Regions from separate parts of the Homo sapiens genome. Here region 1 is linked to region 2. A link is a contact called in ENCODE Hi-C or POLR2A ChIA-PET data. All regions are on one chromosome and are shown on one strand. The core of a region is the stretch at or near the end of the contact, and the rest is flanking DNA. Distances in the headings are between cores, read along the strand shown. Region 1 has its middle 150 kb from the start of TMEM200A. Region 2 overlaps LAMA2 (laminin subunit alpha 2).

The links. Hi-C counts contacts between places; a loop is a spot of excess contacts on that map. ChIA-PET counts read pairs that join two places held with the same protein, here RNA polymerase II (POLR2A). Pooled maps may share reads with other maps.
Region 1: a map of naive thymus-derived CD4-positive, alpha-beta T cell shows a loop between it and region 2 (13-fold over the local background). The contact joins two enhancer-like sites. A Hi-C loop is called at or near these places in 1 of 168 maps with a recorded cell type or tissue (naive thymus-derived CD4-positive, alpha-beta T cell) and 8 of 50 pooled maps. POLR2A ChIA-PET finds 5 or more read pairs at or near these places in 1 of 52 experiments (T-cell).

The regions. Positions count from the first base shown.
Region 1 is chr6:130,512,588-130,515,287 of GRCh38, reverse strand. No RefSeq gene overlaps it. Among named protein-coding and RNA genes, the nearest start is that of TMEM200A, 150 kb to the right of the region's middle. RefSeq lists an enhancer at 1,152-1,301. Within about 2 kb of position 1,392, at least 8 of the 41 ENCODE cell types and tissues checked have a DNase peak (open chromatin) inside an H3K27ac peak, as active enhancers do.
Region 2 is chr6:129,489,229-129,491,928 of GRCh38, reverse strand. It overlaps LAMA2 (laminin subunit alpha 2), which reads right to left. Exons shown (of 65, transcript NM_000426.4): 57 at 1-28. Among named protein-coding and RNA genes, the nearest start is that of ARHGAP18, 220 kb to the left of the region's middle. RefSeq lists an enhancer at 158-1,357. Within about 2 kb of position 1,273, at least 21 of the 41 ENCODE cell types and tissues checked have a DNase peak (open chromatin) inside an H3K27ac peak, as active enhancers do.

The sequences.
Region 1 (2,700 bases), core at 143-2,642, 1.0 Mb before region 2:
GAGACATTCTATTCTTTCTCATTAAGCACCAGGTAAGCCATCTATATTCCAATTGGAAAGCGCTTCTCTGCAGATGTTTTAAACATGATCTGCCAGGTCTGTCCTTTCCAGAGGCCCATTTGTGCCCTCTCTAGCTATAGATACCTACCCAGAGAGGTCCCCTAAAATGGAGTACTTCCTTGTTTTGTAAAAACCTTCCTCTTTTCCATCATCCTTCCTGCCCTCACTATCTCAAAATAGCAACTTTTACAAGCCAATCCATGTTAATTCATTTTTAAGGATGAGGAAACTGAACCCCAGAGCGTTTGTGAATATTGCACCACTTCTCATGGTCCCTGAGTCAGTACTCCATGCTTTTGCCACAACCCCGTACTGACTAGTTATCTGACAGTCTTTCATGAGGTCTGAAACATGTCTGAAACTTTTGCTTGTGTTAATATGAGAAGTCAACATTCACACTATAACTAGAATAAAGGGTGACTAGCCCTACGAGAGATTAAGATATTAATTATAAAACTACAGAAATCATGACAGCATGGTATTAGGGCAGGGATAAACAAATAAATAGAATTAATTAAATCAAGGAACAGAATTACATAGATATCACATTACAGAGCAGTGGGGAAATGAATCAAGAAATAGTCCTGGAAAAATTGGGTTCTATCTCAATAGGATGTATTAACTTAATAGGAGGTAAATAACTTGGAGTCCTACTCCAGCCAATGTTCACAAATGAATTCCAGGTGGACCAAAGGCAGAAATATGGAAAGTAAACATTTTATATTTATAGATGTCAGAGAATACTTCTGTTACCTTAACATGGAAAATGGGTTCTTAAAAATACCCAAATATAAAGACAAATAAATATTAAAATTTAAAACTTCTTCACAACAAAAGACAACATAGACAGCTCAAAGGCAAAGCATAAATTGGCAGAGGGTATTTTCACACATTAGGCCCCACAAAGGAGTAATTACCAGACCATAAACTCTTTAAAATTTCTAAAACTCAATATGAAATAAATGTAAGTAACCCACTAAAAATGAGCAGCAAATACCAGTGGCCAATTCAAAAAAGAAGAAAACACTAAAGGCCAATAAATGTGAAAAGTTGGTTATCCTTTCTGTTGTCAACTCCAAAACAGCCAATCCTTCAAGGTGGATCCTGAGCGACTAATTGGGCTTAAATTCAAAATGCAGCCAAGTATCCATTTGCTGACTAGAGACCACACACATATCCTGCATTCTCAGAAAAACCACAGGCTAGGGGAACTTTGGGACTCTCATAGCTATCTGTTCCTGTTTACACTGCCTCAATCAACACTGCCAGAAAGTTCCTGGACCTAACCACTAGATTCTGGCACCTGGACCTAACCACTAGACTGTAACCTGTGATAAATCTTAACATCAACCAATCAGAACAAATAATCAGCCACCCCTTATTTGCACAGCAGACAAGCGGAAACCTGGGTGACAACTTTCTCTATAAAAAGCAACTTCTGTCTTTGTTCTGGCGGAGTGTACCTCTGTTTTGTACTGAAGGCTGCATCTCCCTGGTTTGCAAACTGCTTGCTGCAACAAAGTCTCTTTAATTTAAAACATTTTTGTTTCCTTTTCAGTGGATTTGTTAACACTATTAACTAAGGAAATGAAAACTAAAATCACAATAAGATGTAATCTCACACCCTTCAGATTGCTAAAAATGTCAGTCTGACAATTCCAAGACTTGGCAGAGATGTAGATCAACAGGATCTCTTACACACTGCAAGTGGGAATCTATATTGGCATAACCAACTTTGGACAGTAGTTTGGCAATATTTAGCTAAGTTGAAGATGCATATATCTTCAACTTGGCAATTACATTCTTAATACTATACCCTGGAGAAATTGTTGCACATATGTACAAGGAAACATACACAAATGTTTATGGCAGGATTGTTTGTATGGAAAAAGTAGCAGACTACCTATAAAAGACTATTAATAGAAGATCAGGTGATTACATTGTGAATCTTCATGGACCTGAATGTTGTACAGCAATGAAAAGGAATGAATAAGCTAGAAGTAATTAAATCAACCTAAATAAATCCCCTAAACATAATGCAGAATGTAAAAAAGAGCAGTTGTCGAAATACATAATAGCATGTTATATAGGGTTTAAAGCATATAAAATAATATAATGTTTTTTGATACGTACATATGTAATTATAAAGAAATCAAAAAGAAATATACTGAAACATTAAATATTAAATTAAAGTTAATTTGGTGGGAAATGGTATGGGATCTTGGAATGTTACACAGGTGCTAGTCTCGTTAGTGCTGGTAGCACTTCTCAAACAGAATCTTGAGTATATCTGGAATGTATCATCATAACTTTTCTAATTAGAGGGAAGACATACGAGCATGAATAACTTTTACTGGGTACATCACAAGTACTTGGTAATGTGCTACCTGTTTTTACATTTATCATTTCATTCAATGCTCACAGCTGTTCCTCTTCTAATTTCATGGTTTACAAGGAAAACATTTTATTTACATTCTAATATACATTCCACATTATTAGTGGAATCAATGTACTGGACAATCAGAGTTATAGATTCCAGTGTAGCCCCTGACACTGACTAGCTCTATGGCCTGAAGCAACTTACTTAATCTCTTTGGACCTCTGCTTCCTCATTTATAAAATGAGAGGGTTGAACTAGAT
Region 2 (2,700 bases), core at 24-2,523:
GTTTTCATCCACTTGAACTGTAAAGATGCTGATAAAATATTAAAAATAAACAAGTATAAGTCACATCTGATTCAATACAGTTGGAAATCAAATTCTTTCCTGCCACCCTTCACCCCTCTCAACCATAGCTTTTAAGGGAGCCAAAATTGGATGCTTAGGAATTCTACACTAAGCAAACGCTGTTCTCAGGATCTCGTTCCATGACTCCCTCGTTCACTCTTCCTGAAAGTTTACTGAAACCAGGTCATGGCGCACTGCAACATTAGCCTCTTGTAGAGCTGACAACAGCGCTGTGCAGCCCAACACATGAGCCTGTGAGAACTGAGGCTTCTGCAGTGTGCAGTAATGTCTAACCGTATAAGGGTTGGCAGGTTTAGCAAAGCATGGGGTCTTCCTTGGGTTGTGCTGGCTATTATCTTCTTGCTAGGGAACAAACCATGCTCCTGAGAGCTTAGATTGCAGGAATCAACAGCAAACACTTAAAGCACCTTTTATAAAGAATGTAGCTGATGGCTTTTGAATAGAAGAGGCAGGCAAGGACACCCTGCTAATTGTTCCTTGCAATGATTTTCCTTAGTGGCTGTTTCATTAATTTTCCTAATTTGCTTATGAGAGAGAACTCACACACTGCTAATTGAGAACCTCATGCTACTTATTTACAACAATCCTTGGATCCCTGGGCCAAGAATCAGAAGGAGACAAAGAGTTCTGATGAAAATGACCAAAGGCATTTTCTCTTTTGTTCCGGAAGCAAGTTTTGAGTTTCGGTCTTAACAGTCATCATGGTGCTATTAGTCATAAGCATTAGTCACTAGCCTGGGGATCATGAATGGATTACTGAAAACTTACTTCATATCTGGAGAGAAAACCGGAGTACTTGGATGGAAACCTCAGTCCTAAAGTACCCTCTTACTTGACTTTATAAAGAAGTAAAACCACATGTAGAACTGGAAAAAACAATAAGCCAGGGTAAAGATGCTCTGAATTGGCACTTTACAAGTAAGATAATTCAAAAGTAAGAGAAAGGGACAAAAAATGGATTTCGCTGTGGCTCAAAAACGTCACTGTTAAGGGGGTGAAGAAGGGACCGGTAAAATTTAGTTTCAAAGAGAAAATAGGGGGAAATGACATACTTTTGAGGTTTCTTTCTTTACCAAACTATGGAAAAATGTGTTGGCAAAACCCAGGAGGTTCAGCTTCCTTGCTAAGAGTGTCGGTGGTTTCCTGAGACGAGAATTTCAGAAAACCACTCACTTCCGGGTATGTGTGACTCACTGAGAAGCCCCTCCCCTACACTCTTTTTCCCCTTTAGCTGAAAGCAGCCTCTTCTTAGCAACATGATATCACAGGGCTTCTAAGGTTTTAATGAAGGATATAAGCCTCTGTTAAAGATTGTCCAAGGAGAGTAAATCTCTGTTCTTGATTAGAATTTTAAAAAGCTAGAGGCCTTCCTCTTTCTGGTGTAGCCTCTCTCTGTAGTGTGGTTCTGCCACAAGGACCATCATAGTGACCCTTATTTTTTTTAAACCAATTCACAGGGTGGTGATGGAGAATGAGTGTGGGCTTTCAGGAGGAACATACTGGAATTAAGTACTAGTGTGGAAGCTTACTAGCTGTGTGACCTTGGGCAAGTTATTTAATCATGCTCAGGTCCATTTCATTCATTTATAAGATGGAGATAAAAATACCTACTTCAAACAGCGGAAAATATTAATTAAGGGATTGCCCTGAGGCTGTATTACTTAAAAAGGGCATTGCTAGAAAACTACAGCTAAATCCTGCTCCTATTTTACCTTTTAGGAACATCAAATCTAGATCATTTCTTTAGTTTTTATTGAGAAGGACATTGCCAATATGTCCATTATGATTCTGGTGTGTTTTCCATTTTTAAAAAGTATTTATTTAACAGCTTTTTACTGAGGCCTGCTATGTGCAAAAAGGTACATTAAACTTTGTATTACTTTAGTATTGTAATAGGTCAGCTTTATTTTTTTTTTTTACAGTTTCAGTGGCTGATTCTTAGAGTTTCATAATTACTTGATTACTTATACCCTATTTCTTATTTGTTTGGAATGTGGGTTTAAGATTTTTTTTAAAACCATATCAGTTGGATTGCATACGTGGAAGAAGATATTAAGAGAAATGTGTCCTAATGTTTGTAATTTACATAATAAATAGAATCTAATCTTTTTTCTGTTTGAACATACTTTGGATGTTAAGAAAGAAAATATTTAGGGTTCAGTGTTAAAATCTTTATCTCATTCTGGAAACCCCAAATGACTCCTAAAATATCTCACCCTACTTCCTGACCTTTAGCCTATTTCTGTACCTGTGTGAAGAAAGCTTTCCCAGAAGAAAAACTCAGTTCAGTTGCTTGTCCTATTTGCTTAAGTAACTACTTCAGGCTCTTAGGGTTTGATGTTTTTGTCCAGTAAGAACTGCTGGCCACCAAGGCGGATGCCAGGAGAAGGATCAGAGGACAAAGCAGATATAGGAGGCAGAGGTCACTGGAGTGCCAAGAAATTAGATACCAAAGTGACTAAAGGGAGATTTTTCCAGATGAAGGGGTGGAAGGGAGAGAGAATGAGGGAGGAGGAGTAAAGAGAGGCAGAGGACAAGGGAGAAGGAGCTTCTTGAGAAGCTTGGCCCCCAGTTTGGTGAAAATCCAATTATTTTGTGAGGCGGTATTAAAGCTATCAT